Regions from separate parts of the Homo sapiens genome. Here region 1 is linked to region 2. A link is an interaction called in ENCODE POLR2A ChIA-PET data of the cell type or tissue named here. Cell type or tissue: K562. All regions are shown on one strand. Each heading gives the region's core, and the rest is flanking DNA. Links, peaks and the distances in the headings are about the cores only.

Region 1 (7,796 bases), core at 1,519-6,518, 180 kb before region 2:
TGCAAGCTCACTTATGCTTGTATTTTTCTAACCAAACGTGGATACAAAATACAGTAGTCGTGGGACGTGAAACCCGAATATACAGAGGGCCGACTTTTGTATGTGCAGGACTGATTGCAGGACTTGAGTATGCGTACATTTCGGTGTATGATAGGGGCCCTGGAACCAATCCCCCTAAGTATACCAAGGGACAACTGTACTTTTAGTTAACAGAAACAAATTGAGGCTTTTAAAATTAATTAATTTGGCCAGGCACGGTGGCTCACGCTTGTAATCCTTGCACTTTGGGAGGCCGAGGCAGGTGGATCACCTGAGGTCAGGAGTTCAAGACTAGCCTGACCAACATGGTGAAACCCCATCTCTATTAAAAATACAAAAATTGGCTGGGCATGGTGGCTCACACCTGCAATCCCAGCACTTTGGGAGGCCAAGGCAGGCGGATAATGAGGTCAGGAGATCGAGACCATCCTGGCTGACATGGTGAAACCCCATCTCTACTAAAAATATGAAAAATTAGCCAGGCGTGGTGGCGGGCGCCTGTAGTCCCAGCTACTTGGGAGGCTGAGGCAGGAGAACGGCGTGAACCCAGGAGGCGGAGCTTGCAGTGAGCAGAGATTGCGCCACTGTACTCCAGCCTGGGCAACAGAGCGAGACTCTGTCTCAAATAAATAAATAAATAAATAAATACAAATACAAATACAAATACAAATACAAAAATTAGCCGGCTGTTGTGGTGCATGCCTGTAATCCCAGCTACTCGGGAGGCTGAGGCAGGAGAATTGCTTGAACCTGGGAGGAAAGGTTGCAGTGAGCTGAGATCATGCCACTGCACTCCAGCCTGGGTGACAGAGCGAGACTCTGTCTCACAAACAAAACAAAACAAAACAAAAAATTAATTATTATTATTATTTTTTTAAACAGAGTCTCAATCCGGTTGCCCTGGCTGGAGTGCCATGGCACGATCTCAGCTTATTGCAGCCTCGACTTCCCAGGCTCAGGTGTGATTCTCCCACCTCAACCTCTAGAGTAGCTGGGACTACAGTCACGCACCACCACACCTGGCTAGTTTTTTGTATTTTTTTTTCAGTAGGGATGGGGTTTCACCATATTGCCCAAGCTGGACTCAAACTCCTGGACTCAAGTAATCTGCCCGCCCCAGCCTCCCAAAGTGCTGGGATTACAGGCATGAGCCGCCACACCAGCCTAAATTGAGGGTTTTTTTTGTTTTTGTTTTTGTTTTGAGACAGAGTCTCGCTCTGTTGCCCTGGCTGGAGTGCAGTGGTGCAATCTCAGCTCACTGCAATCTCCACCTCCTGGGTTCAAACGATTCTCCTGTCTCAGCCTCCCAAGTGTCTGGGATTACAGGCGAACACCACCACACCTGGCTAATTTTTGTATTTTTTTTTAGTAGAGACAGGGTTTCACCATGTTGGCCAGGCTGTTCTCGAACTCCTGACCTCAAGTTATCCACCCACCTCGGCCTCCCAAAGTGCTGGGATTACGGGCGTGAGCCACCGCACCAGGCTAAGACTTTCTTTAAAGAGAATGCATAAAATTTTTCCTAAATTTGCAGCAGAGTTGAAAATACTTTTACCTTGAGCTTTATCAGAAGAAAAAGAGTAATTAATAGTAGAAAAGAGCCAGGAGTGGTGGTGCTCTTGCAGTCCCAGTTACTCCAGAGGCTGAGGTGGGAGGATGGCTTCAGCCTGGCAGTTCGAGACCAGCCTGGGCAACACAGTGAGACCCCATCTCTAAAAACTCAAAAAAAGAAATAAAAAAGCCCGGGTGTGGTGGCTCACGCCTGTAATCCCAGCACTTTGGGAGGCCGAGGCGGGTGAATCTGAGATAGGAGTTTGGGACCAGCCTGGCCAACATGGTAAAACACCATCTCTACTATAAATACAAAAATTAGCTGGGCGTGGTGGCATGCACCTGTAATCCCAGCTACTTGGGAGGTTGAGGCATGAGAATTGCTTGAACCGGGGAGGCAGAGGTTGCAGTGAGCCGAGATCGTGCCACTGCACTCCAGCCTAGGCAACAGAGCAAGACTCCATCTCATAAATAAATAAATAAATAAATAAATAAATAAATAGACACAGACACACATTCCCACATTCAGCACAATGGAAAGGGGGAAAGCCCAAGTTGGGGAGCTTAAGACTGAGCTCTACTGGTCCCAAAGCCCCAGGCAGCAATTTCACTTCTGAGTCCACCTCCTCATCTGTGAAGTGGAAGGATTCTGGCACCTTCCCCAGGGACTGGGTGAACACTGTAAGCCACACCCTAGGAAGCCCTGAGCCAGCTGGGGCTGGACCCACAGGAGCGCTGATGAAAGCCCCTGATGGCACAGGGAGAAAACAGAGCAAGAGCCTTGTAAGCACCATGGGGAAAGAGAACAGTGGCGCCCACACACAGCAGGGACACTGAGTGCAGAAGAACCAAGCCCGTGGCCCACTTACCCTGCCCAGGACATCAAGAGGCAGCTTTGAGTTCATGAGGACTGGCTTGACTTTGTCTCCAGAGAGCAAACCATTGATGGGCAAGAGGCTTTCAAAAATCCCATCAAATTTGGCCTTTTCTTCCACCTAGTTGGAAAGAAATAGCCCGAGTAAGTAGGAGAGCACACCTGTGTGAATGTCCAGACCGAGCTCTGACCGAAAGCCAAGTGAAAATGGCCACGGACCCATCATCACCCTTGGCTAAAAGCACAAAATGATCTTAGAACAGTCTTGGCCCCTTGGTTTCCAAAGTGAACATATACCCTGAAGGAAATAACGTTATGGCAACCTCGGATCTGGGAGCCAAGGTCCTCAGGAGGGAGGCCCTGGCCCCGGGTCTTGTCCTTCGTCCTAGCTGCTGCCTGAGTGTGGCAGGAGTCTCCCATGGTGGGGCAGTGTCTTTGCAGGGAGACAAAGATCAGTCTCACCTGCCTCCAAGGAGCCCACTTGTACCAGAAAGACAAAAGTGTGAGCAGATGTTAGTGCTTGAGCAAATAATTATCAAAATCAACTTAAAGTACAGGAAGTCCTCTTTTTTTTTTTTTTTTTCTTTTTTTGAGACAAAAATCTTGCTCTGTTGCCCAGGCTGGAGTGTAGTGGCACAATCTCAGCTCACTGCAACTTCCGACTCCCAGGTTCAAGCAATTCTCGTGCCTCAGCACTCGTACCTCCCGAGTAGCTGGGATCACAGGCATGCGCCACCAGGCCCGGCTAATTTTTGTATTTTTTGTAGAGATGGTGTTTCAACATGATGGCCGGGTTGGTCTTGAACTCCTGGCCTCAAGTGATCCGCCTGCCTCGGCCTCCCAAAGTGCTGGGATTACAGGTGTGAGCCACCAAGCCCAGCCACATACAGGAAGCCCTCCATTTCTAATGGTAAATAAATTAATACGTAAATAGGAATAGCTCTTCATGAACAGAGGGAAGGTACAGCATTAGGATGGGGAGTCACAGTTCCTGCTGTTCTGAAAGACATAGGGCAGGCAGCCCGTAAAAGGGGCCATGAGTGAGGCAGTGGCTTCCAGTCTGTTCCACCCTCCAAAGGAAACTTAACATTCCTGAACTGTACACTTAGAAATGGTTAAGATGGTAAATGTTACATGATGTGTCTTTCAACCACAATAAAAATTTTTTAATTTTTAAAAGACAAAAACCAAGACAGAGCCCTCAGTCACAGAGATGAGATCACCGGCAGACACCGCATGCTTTCACAGCTGTTGGTGCTAAGAAGCTGAGCGCTGCAGGTCTTTCTCGGGGGCCTGGGATCCTCTCCTGGCCATCGGACTTGCTGACTCAGTGCCTTCAGAAGCCCAGAAATGTTCACAACGGAAACAAACACTTGGCACTTCGGGCTTGTTCTTTCTGACTGTGGCTGTGAATGGAATGCAGAATCTCTCTCGACCACAGTACACCCCAATTACAGCATCTGGTCCTGTGCTCCCTGACTCCTCTCTGCGAGGTCCCCAGGCCCCTCAGTCCCAGCTCTTCCAGTGAGGCCTGGACATAACCCCTGGTGGAAAAGAGCCATCACATTTTAAAGTATAAGATCTCTTGGCACTGTTTCCCATGACAAAGTAGCTCTTTTTCAAAGTCCACACAATGCGCTGGGTGACAGGGAGAAACCCTTCACCACAGTGATTGCCACTGGCAAAGTGCTTGATGACAGAGGTGACTGCATGACTCCTCAGTCACATGACATATCTTCATGTCCTCTCCCTGCACAGATACCCCCACCCAGCCCATGACCTCTCCAAGAAGGGAGCAAACCAACCGTGTAAACATGGGACGAAAGTGCTTGGGACCTTTATTTGAGAGCAAGAGTGTTATTCATGTCAGGATTTAAGCCACATAAACGTGAGGAAATGTGACAGTCTGAAAGTGAAGGGAAGGTGAGGAGGCCTGATGTTACTTGGAGGGACCATGCTCACTTCCTTTAGAAGGAATTCTGTACTTAGAAGACAGCCCTCGTTTTTTTTCTTCTTTCTGGACGCAGTAGCTTATCTTTCCAGCCACAACATCCTCTGTTTTAAAAATAACACTTCAAGTGCTGAGAGAGGCTTTTCACAAAGCAATCAGAACATCAGGGAGGAAAGAATGGTAACATGCAAAGTGGCTGGAAAGAAGCGAGAAAGCAAGGGACACATTTGGGGGTCCACGTGCTTGCAAGCTCTCACCGTTTCCTCTTCTATTCTGAATAACCAACACAAGCAGCAAAAACCACAGAATGTGACCTAAAGATGCAAGATTTAAACTGCAGCCCTTTAATAATCCAACTCCTGACACTTAGTTGTCCAGGTAGGCAACTCCCAATTCCAGTGAAGGGCCACAGCCTTTGTAAAAGGTGTTCATTAGAAGAGGCGTTTCATCCAAGTGCTGTGGCCACTCACACTGAGACAGAAGAGCTGACACAATCATCCTATAAAATGTTCTGAACAACATCAAACTAGAACAATTCCAGAACAATTCTAGAACAACTGCTGGAACAATTCTATCTGAAGGAGAGCCAAGGAGGGAGCTATTCCCGTTCACTTACCCTCACAGCCCAGTGGGCCTCTGCAGAGGGCGGTGTGACCATCAGAGGGCTGCTGGTGTCGTGCTGAGAAGAGAGAGAAACATTCCTTTGTGGCTGGCACAGAATTAAATCATAGGTGGGTGGGTTTGCTGAAAAGGATACACGTTTCAAAGTGCTTTCAAAAAAGGGAAGACTTCACAAAGTTAAACACAGAATCACCACATGACCCAGCAATTCCACTCCTACGTATTGACCCAAATGAATTAAAAACGGATGTCCAAACAAATCCTTGTACATGAATGCTGGTAGCAGCACTATTCACAACAGTCAAAAGGGTGGAAATAACCCACATGTCCAGAGAGATGAATGGATAAAGATGTGGTCCATCCAGTAAATGGAATATGGAAACACTGATCCATTCTACAACATGGATGAACCCTGAAAACACGATGCTGAGAGAGAGGCCAGACACAAAAGACCATGTTAGAGAATTCCATTGATAGGAAATGTCCAGAACAGGCAAATCCATTGACAGAAATAAAATTAGTGGTTGCCAGCGACTGGGAGGGGGAGACAAGGAGTGATTACTTAATGTGGATGGGGTCTCCTTGCGGAGGGATGAAAAAGTTCTGGAGCTAGACAGAGGTAATGAAGACACAACACTGTAAATGCACTAAATACCACTAAATAGTTCACTTTAAAATTATTAATTTTCTATTATGTGAATTTCACCACAATAAAAGGGGAAGGCTAGAGAAAACATGGAAATATACATGCACATACACACATGCACATACACACACACACACATCTGGTATTAGAAGAATGTGAACTTGAAGGACTTGGACACTCACAAATTTAGGCGGTGGCATGCTCAAATTCAGATTGCTCAAGGTAACTTCATGGCCACTCTGTGCACAGGCCACCAGTCTCAGTGCAACATAGAAACCCTGCAAGTCCAAAGAAAGGGAAGGAGTAAACAGCATATCGCCAGTGAGGGTAGGGGGAGCTGTCTCTAACAGCAGGCTTCAGGGAAAGAGGATGTGCACTTCAACAATGAAGGCCGTCCGTGCAAAAACCCCTTGGAGCGTTGGGCTGAACTGGACTCACCTTGGGGACATCGCTTAAATGAATACACTAAAATGGACTTATCCTGGCCAGGTGTGGTGGCTCATGTCTGTAATCCTAGCACTTTGGGAGACCGAGGCAGGTGGATCACCTGAGGTCAGGAGTTCGAGACCAGCCTGGCCAACATGGCGAAACCTCATTTCTACTAAAAACATAAAAATCAGCCAGGCGTGGTGGCAGGTGCCTGAAATCCCAGCTACTTGGGAGGCTGAGGCAGGAGAATCACTTGAACCCAGAGGGTGGAGGCTGCAGTGAGCCAAGATCATGCCACTTCACTCCAGGCTGGGCAAAAAGAGCAAAACTCCGTCTCAAAATAAATAAATAAAATAAAATAAAATGGACTTATTCCACTGCATCTGGAAATCTGTAAAATTTCAGATGCATATATTTTCCAAAAACTATGAGCTCCCAACATTTAGGAAATGTTAGGTTGTATAAAGCAACAAAATTAAACATGGTTAAGGTTACGAATGATGGACCAAATATGTGCCGAATTTTTGTTTGTTTTAGAGATAGGGTCTCACTCTGTCACCCAGAGTGCAGTGGCGCAATCACAGCTCACTGCAACCTCAAACTCATGGGCTCAAGCGATCCTCCTGCCTCAGCCTCCTGAGTAGCTGGGACCACAGGTGTGCACCACTATGCCCAGCTAAGTTTTTATTTATTTTTTTAGAGGTGGGATCTCACTATGTTGCCCAGGCTGGTCTCAAATTCCTGTCCTCCTGCCTTAGCTTCCTGAGTAGCTAGGATTACAGGTATGAGCCACTGCACCTGGCTATGTGTTGAATTTTTTTTAAAGCAGTCGTAAATACACACGGTTGGTCAGAAACTCATATCTGTGGTTCACCACGATCCCCTCGGCCTCGTTGAATGGAACATCCCCTGCCCACCCCCAGTGGCCTGACGTGGACCCCACCTAGACACGGGAAGGAAGTTGAACTAGGCTGTCAGGTGCCTCCCTCCTAACCCAGGACCCACCACACAAAGGCTCAGTGGACTTGTGAGGGATCACTTAGCTTGTTTTTTTTCTGTTTTTTTTTTTTTTTATTAACTGGCCTAAGAACATGGATACTTTTAAAGCTATAAATACTGTTAACAGTTTTAAAAGTGTCTTCAAAGAGGTAAGTGCTAGGATCGGCCTTTCTCAGCCTGCTGTCCTCAGAAGCCCTTGCAGAGTGTAGAGGATCATAAGAGGGTTTTGAGAAAAGGGGACCTTTCATCCCTGCAAGGTCTGAGAAAAGAGAAAAATTAATAAATAGTAAAGAAAAAAAGAAAAAGGAATTAAGTAAGTTTAGAGGAACTGCATTAAGCAAAGTCAAATTTATTTTCCATAGGAATTCTCAGAACTTTTAACATGCAGACATGAGGCCGGGCACGGTGGCTCATGCCTATAATCCCAGCACTTAGGGAGGCCAAGATGGGAGGATTGCTTGAGCACAGGAGTTTGAGACCAACCTGGGCATAGTGAGACCTCGTCTCTACAAAAAAAATAATAAAAATTAGCCAGGTGTGGCAGTGTGTGCCTGTGGCCTCAGGTACACGAGAGGCTGAGGCAGAAGATCACTTGAACCCAGAAGATCGAGGCTGCAGTAAGCAGTGATCGCACCACTGCACTCCAGCCTGGGCAACAGAGCGAGGCTCAAAAAATAAAAAATAAA
Region 2 (7,796 bases), core at 1,551-6,550:
CAAATTCGTAAACTTTCTTAAAACATTATGAGATTTTTTTTTAAGCTCATTGGCTATCATCAGTGTTAGTGTATTTTATGTGCAGCCCAAGACAATCCTTCTTCCAATGTGGCTCAGAGAAGCCAAAAGATTGGACACCCCGATCTAGAGCAAGTTGCATGATACCCTGCCTCCCCTTCAGGGCAGCTGGCTCCTCGTGAGCCAATGAGGGGTGCTAGACAGGGCCAATGGGAAACTACGATCACGAGAACTGTCCCAGCAGCCAGCTGCAAAGGCGCAGACACCATCTGGACAAGGAACCTGTCTGTGGCCTGAAGCCCGGCAAGCAGGCCAAGGGGCACCAGGGCCCTGGTGGGCAAGGCTCCAGGCCCAGGCCAGATCTCCGTCTGCACACGTTCCAATACATCTCCTCTTCTGGGGCCGCGAGCCTTCAGCATCCAAGCCAGGTAAGGGGCAGGGACTCTACCCAGGTGTGTGCTGGAGCCTGCTCACGCCAGCTTTACTGAGAGAGCAAGCCCGTGGTGACACTTTCAGGAATCAAAGGAGCCATTACTAACAATTACATTATATAAGCTTACAATAAGTTGTGATAAGAACAAAGGAGGAAGTTTTCAGTACTGTGTACTCAAAACTCATCACTTCCTACTTATTTTACCAAACTTAGTACTATCTAGGTTTCTGAGGTTATTCATGACTACTGTATGGGCATGGAGGACATGGTGTGCTACTGAGTCTCTTTCCCAACCTCACATTCAGTGATCTCATGTTAGTGGCTTGAAGCCAGCCATGGTGAGAGTATTTCCACCACAGAAATCAGTAAACACTATAAATCAGGGCTTGATTTTATGGGCTCCAAACTAGAAATCTGCAAACTCCTGGGCCATTCCATAACACTGTCTGTTTTTGTAAATGAAGATTTTACTTTTTTCATTTTACATGCTGTTTATTGAGGTAAAATTCACATTGACATAAATTAACCACATCAAGTTTTACTGGAACACAGTCACGCTCATTCACTCACATACTGTCTCTGGCTGCTTTTGTGCTACAAAGATAGCAGTACAACAGAAGCTCTACGGCCATATGGCCTGCAAAGATGAAAATATTTACTATCTGGCCCTTTACAAAAAGTTAGCCAACTCCTGGGGTTTAGACTTAAGAAAGTGATGGAGAAAATGTTAATAATGCAATTAAACTTAAAAAGCGTGTCATGCCTGAAGTCATTACATTGGGAACAGGACAATTGAGAAAATATTCTTATAGTACAGGTATTTGAAAACTATTATCTAATTCAGCAAAGACATCACTTGACTCATTAATACAAAGATATCGACCAGGCTGGTGCAGCGGCTCACACATGTGATCCCAGCACTTTGGGAGGCTGAGGCAGGTGGGTCACTTGAGGCCAGGAGTTCAAGACCAGCCTGGCCAAAATGCAGAAACCCTGTCTCTACTAAAAATACAAAAATTAGCCGGGTATGGTGGTGCACACCTATAGTCGCAGCTGCTTAGGGGGCAGCATGAGAATCACTTGAATCCGGGAGGTGGAGGTTGCAGCGAGCGGAGATTGCACCACCGGACTCCAGTCTGGGTGACAGAGCGAGACTCCGTCTCAAAAAAAAAAAAAAAAAAAAAAAAAAGAGAGAGAATAAGATATTAACCAAAGTCATGTCAAAACCAATCAGAAGCTGATACAAAAGCTCAGCAAAAATCAACGGAAGCAGCTGGTGAGAAGCAATTGGCTATATGGAACTGACAACAGTGTTGTATATTTCATTATTATTTGCAAATTATATGCCACCCATCCTTTATACTAGTAAAACTCATAAACTTACATGCATATTTACATATGTATATGTATGGATTTCTTTTCTTTTTCCTGAGAGCTGGTTGTCAAATTTTCACCAGCACACCACTGTCTATACCTTAGTATATGCCTTATGTAAATTAGAGCTTCATTATTTTGAAGTGCTTGAAATAGAGTCTGAATGAAACTAAAGTCCATTTGCATTATTGTATTTCAACATTACATATAAATGAAAAGATTAAAGAATCTGGATTTTTTAGAAATGCCAACTCATAAATTTTTCAATGTTTACTAAAAAAAATGCTTCCAAGTTTTATCACCTTCTTGTGCAAACAAAATTTCTCCACAACAATTATCAAAGTCAAGCAAAACAGAAACAAAAACAAAACCCACACCCTAACATATAAAAGTTATGTTCTTGGACACAAGCACTCTTTAAAAAAAAAAAAAAAAAAAAAAAAAGGCAATGTTATTTCAGTAATGTTATTCAAGCCGGGTGTGGTCGCTCACACATGTAACCCCAACCCTTTGGGATGCCAAGGCGGCCAGGAGTTCAAGACCAGCCTGGGCAACACAGCGAGACCGTCTCTATAAAAAATACAAAAATTAGTGAGGTGTGGTGGCTAGCACTTGTAGTTCCAGCTACTTGGGAGGCTGAGGCAGGAGGATCCCTTGAGCCCAGTAGCTCAAGGCTGTAGTGAGCTATGATTGCGCTATTGCACTCCAGCCTGGACAAGTAAAGTTTTTAGAGCAAGACTCTGTCTCTAAAAAATAATAATAATAAGCAAAACCTTGCCTCTAAAAATAATAATAATCATAATGTTATTCAACACAAGTTCAGTATTAACTATGCTCCCTAACACCCTGTATTTTATTTTCCTTATAATTTCTTTTTTTTTTTTTTCAAGACTGAGTTTTGCTCTTGTTGCCCAGGCTGGAGTGCAATGGTGTGATCTCGGCTCACCACAACCTCCGCCTCCCAGGTTCAAGCAATTCTCCTGCCTCAGCCTCCTGGTAGCTGGGATTACAAGCATTAGCCACCACGCCCAGCTCATTTTGTATTTTTAGTAGAGATGGGGTTTCCCCATGTTGGTCAGGCTGGTCTCAAACTCCCGAACTCAGGTGATCCGCCCGCCTCAGCCTCCCAAAGTGCTGGGATTACAGGTTACAGGCGTGAGCCACCATCCTTATAATTTCTATGGTAGAAACAGCACATGCACTTTCCCCTAGTCTCGCCTCCAAATTACCCATTGCACCCTGTGGATGCCACTGTTTCCTATGTGTGCCATGACATGGAAGGCTGAAAGCAGTGTGACAGCAGGAGGGCATGGGCTCTGTATAATGGGTGGCCAGGAGAGGCCTGAAGAAGTCCGACTGTCACAAGAACTGGATGAGGGAGAAGGTTCTCCCACAAGAATGAGGGCAAGGGTTCAAGTTAAGCTGAGAAAGGAAAGAAGGGCCCAAGGCCTGTAGCATGTGTAGATCATGACAATAAGGAATGTGGGCGTCTATTCTAAGGGTGATGGAAAACCACTGAAGGATGTGAAGTGACAGTGGTGTCATCTGCTTATCGGTATGGAAGGGACAGGACCAAGAGGGAAATGGCCAGGGTTGGACTCGAGATGGAGGGCAGAGGAGGGCTGGAGAACATGCATCCTGGCAGTAGCCCCCGGGCCTCACAGGTGGAGTAGGTGACTAAGGTGAGAGGAAGGCAGAGGCATGGACCACTCCAGGGTGTTTAGCAGAGCCATGGGGTGTGGCTTCACTGACTGTGTGGAGAAAACCAGGTGTTGTCCAGTCATTTTTGGTGGGATGGACCTCTGGGAACATGAAGAACATGACTGGTGGCCTTGACTGGAGTGTTATGTTGCACACTAGTGTTCTGAACCTTCCGGAAACGTATGAGAGGGGAACTAATCCTCTCCACTGATTGCAGTACATAGAGGCCCGCAATCCACTCCACAGCCGATTGCTCTCTATAGTGCTCAAGTGCTCTTCAGGCTAGAGCAGCCTACTTTTATTTTCATTTTTTTACAGTTTAATTGAAAAGACAATGGAGCATAGGGGAAAACAAACCAACCCATTCCCCCTGCCCCAACCAACACAAGTGCTTCCATTTTACCCCAAGTTCTAGTTCTTTAGGCATCCAGCCTATCCAGATGCCTGAGTCACAAAACCACTCCTTTCCCCCTCATGGTAAGGCCTGCCCATTTTTCTATAGAGCCTTCAGAATCACGCTTTCGGCTATAGGCTATTTGACTCTGTGGATGCACCATGATTCTGAAGCTTCTCCCATGCTGTTTAAAAATAAACTTCATTAAAAAAAAAAGAAGTAAATGGAGACAAGGTCTTGTTATGTTGGTCAGTCTGGTCTTGAACTCCTTGCCTCAAGCGATCCTGCCACCTTGGCCTCCCAAAGTGTTGGGATTACAGGCGTGAGCCACCAAGCTCAGCCTGTAAATAAACTTCCAAGAGTAAAATTACTGGGTCACAGGACATGAGCATGTCTATGCCTCTTGCTACATAAATAGTTTCCAAGAGGGTGACAGTGGCTCTGAGCTCCTGCCAACAGGGTGATGCAGGTTGTTGGGGGTGGGGTAGGAGATAGGCCGGGAGAGATAAAACAGCAACCCGCTGGCTTAACATCCAGTCTTGATTACCCACCAAGGCCATTCTGCCCACATGTTTTTGTGCAAGGTATATGTTCCAGGTATCAATTACGTCAACATTTTTCTGTCCAGTAAAATCTTGGAGATCTTATGATTATGATTACTTTTTGTGTGTTTGGTTTTTTTCTTGAGACAGGGTCTCGCTCTATCACCCAAGCTGGAGTGCAGTAGCGTGATCTTGGCTCACCCTAGCCTCAGCCTACACAGCTCAAGCGATCCTCCCACCTCAGCCTCCCGAGTAGCTGGGACTACAGGCACATGCCACCAGCCCCACCTAATGTTTGTGATTTCTACTACAGACAAGGTGTCACTATGTTGCCAAGGTTGGTCTCAAACTCCTTGCCTCAAGCGATCCTCCCACCTCGGTCTCCCAAAGTGCTGGGATTACAGGCTGGAGCCACCATGCCTAGCCACAATTGTTGATTCTAAAGTATGTCTCTACACAGGAAGAATATTGGCTATTGCTTCTGAAAGGCAGCTTCATGTGCACAAAGTTGTATTTTGATCATCCCCACCTGCAACTGCAGCACAGAGAGATTTGGAAAAGTACAGGCAGCTTTTAAACCTGCTTGTGAATTTCAGCCTAAGCACCTCTTCCAAGGAAGAGGCTCTGGACCCTGACGTCTGGGATTTTGTTCTACAACCAATTTCTTCCTGTTTTCCCCCGAGGGAGCATTTAGAAATGTGTAAATTATGCAATGTTGTCTTGTAACTGCTCCTTGCTGACACTAAAGGAAAGACTACCCTTGAAAAAGAACAGCATTTGTGAAAATCAAAGTTCAGTATCTACAAACTCATCTAGGGGTGTAATACCCCCTAGCTCCTGAAAAGTCGAGAAGGGGCTTATACATGTTTAGTACCTACTAGGTACTAAATTTCCTTTCAGGCACTGTTTACCTTTAGTAGGATAGGGACGTCCTCACTTTATAGAGAGTATTAATAGCACTGATAAATATTTGATGTGATTTGTCCAAGGACATATAACTTGGAGACGGAGCTGTAGAGATTCGAATCCAGGTCTAATTCCCAAACTCTTACATATTAAATACTTTTCTTTCTTTCCATCTTTCTTTCTTTGGGAGGAGGGGAGAGGAGGCTTAGAGGATTTCTAGTTGATTGTTAAACCTATTCATCAACCTACTCATAAGAAATGAAAAGCCTCCCTTCTCCACAAGAAAAGACCTCATCAACTGGAGCTGACATGGCTCAAAGGCTCTAGAGATGTCAGAGGCCGTGTCTGGCTGGGGAAGGGACACGGGATCCTCTGCACTCCACAGCAGCTCAGGCACAAACTCCCCCACTTCCGAGGTGGAAAAAGACAGCAGAGTCCCCAGCTCTCTACCCAAGGCGCTTGACGGGCACTGTCTAGGTGGCACTGGCTTCACATGCATCCCCCTTCCCTCTACAGTGGGCAGCAGTGTTATCTCCGGATGAAAGCAAAGGCTCTGAGGGCAGAAGGAGTCGGGCTCACAGCTGTGCAGTGCCAGCGACCTAACCTCACTATGCTTCAGTTTCCTGAATCAGCCCATCTATAAAATGGGATAATTCTTAGCACAGAGTGAGCACACAGTAAGAGTTGATGCTGCTGTCCTTGCAACCATTTCTGTTATGGCCCCAGGATAAAGTCCTTATAGTCCCTTATAGATTTACACCAAAGGATGTCGAGCCCTTGGTTTGTGAAGTGGGACTGGTAACTAGATTCAATGAGATCCATGCCCTGGGCTTGGTGACAGAATCAATGATGGAGTTAAAATCCTCACTTCCCCCCTTCCAACCGCATGGCCTCAGGAAGACAACATCCCAAACTCATCTGTCACAGGAAGACAGTACCAGCATCTTCATGATCAGGGTGACTAAATGGAGGCTAGGCATTGTGCCAGGCTCTCAACATACCTCAAGCCCCACAGGATGGTATCACCAGGTGATGGCAACACCAGCTCCATGTCACAAGTAAAAAGACTGAGGCTCGGAGACATTAAGTGATCTGCTCCAAGGTCACCAAAGTAGAAGCAGCTGAGAAGGACCTGAAGCCTTCCAGCTAAGGTCCAGAAGCTGTGCTAAGGGTAGTGTCTGGCCCGGCGCACGGTCTCACACCTGTAATTCCAGCACTCTGGGAGGCCGAAGCAGGCAGATCGCTTGAGCTCAGGAATTTGAGACCAGCCTGGGCAACATGGTGAAACCCCAACTCTACAAAAATTACAAAAAATTAGCTGGGTGTGGTAGCGTGTGTCTGTAGTCTTAGCTACTCAGAAGGCTGAGGTAGGAGGATCACTTGAGCCGGGGACGTAGAGGTTGCAGTGAGCCGATTGTGCCACTGCACTCCAGCCTGGGTGACAGAGTAAGACCCCATTTCAAAATAAAATAAAATAAAATAAAAAGGTGGGGGGTGGGTGGGGAGTGTCTGCCCAGGCCTGGAGGGAGGAGGCACGTGCAGGCTCATGTGGGCCTGAGGGGTTCACCAGGCCACTGGGTCCTGTCGACGGCTTCTGGAATCCCCAAACCTAACGGAACTGAGCGATACACACAGGACAGGCTCAGCGCCTGGGTGCAGACCATGCCAGTATGGCTCCAACAGACCCCTCGAACCATGGGAGGAATCCAAAGGGCTGAAGGTTGGAGAGAGCCAAGTAACCATCACAGGAAGGGGGCTTCCTCCAGGGGTCTGGCCAAATCCAGCCGCAGCCACCTCAACCCCAATACTAATCAGCTAAATGACTAAGCCCCACTAAGCCTGAATTCTTACCCCCAAGCCCAACTGGGTCCTCCCAGGTTAGGCAATGCTACTTCTGTAATCTGAAGTCAGAAATGGACCCACATCCATTTGTAAACTGGTCACTGGCCCTAACAGAATGAATGGCTCTCTAAATACCAGCAAGAAAACAACCAACCAGTCTTTGCTTCAAGGGGAATGGGGGTGGGGGAAATGACAGGCAAGTCAGACCGGTTACAGGAAGCACTGCGGGAAAGATCAGACCAGGATGCCTGCAATAGTCAGAAGACAGGGATGCTTATGGAGGCTCTGGACCCTGAGACCAGAGAGGCAAGGAGGGAGAGAGGGCAGGTGATCAGGTGGGGTGCACAAAAAGGTCAGGAGCTGACTGATGAGCAGCTGAGCATGGCTGGAGCAGGAGAGGAATAAGAAGGGCTACCTGACCCAGAGCCTGGGGCACAATGTGCTCAGATGATTCTTTACTGACTCTCTCAGTTGCAAGTGAGGGAAAAGTCAGCTCAAATGGGTTTTATCAAGAAAGGAAACCACAGGCTCACTTAGCTTAAAAATTTGGGGCAGCCAGGCGTGGGGACTCACGCCTGTCATTCAT

Evidence for each region. Peaks named below come from ENCODE experiments on the same cell type or tissue, not always from the same donor. Only the 100,000 strongest peaks of a DNase experiment are listed, where the experiment ranks them.
Region 1: POLR2A ChIA-PET joins it to region 2 with 7 read pairs; 3 of 35 experiments call an interaction of 5 or more read pairs at or near these places.

Annotation. Positions count from the first base shown.
Region 1 is chr19:16,431,906-16,439,701 of GRCh38, forward strand. EPS15L1 (epidermal growth factor receptor pathway substrate 15 like 1) reads right to left here. Exons shown (of 24, transcript NM_001258374.3): 5 at 5,865-5,960; 6 at 5,032-5,094; 7 at 2,460-2,585. Among named protein-coding and RNA genes, the nearest start is that of EPS15L1, 36 kb to the right of the region's middle. In K562, for the core only: no CTCF peak of the experiment used is centred there; DNase peaks (open chromatin) are centred at 3,866, 4,206 and 4,476; H3K4me3 peaks cover 149 bases.
Region 2 is chr19:16,607,698-16,615,493 of GRCh38, forward strand. The region is part of intron 1 of MED26 (mediator complex subunit 26); the gene reads right to left. Among named protein-coding and RNA genes, the nearest start is that of MED26, 17 kb to the right of the region's middle. In K562, for the core only: a CTCF peak has its summit at 4,752; a DNase peak (open chromatin) is centred at 4,412.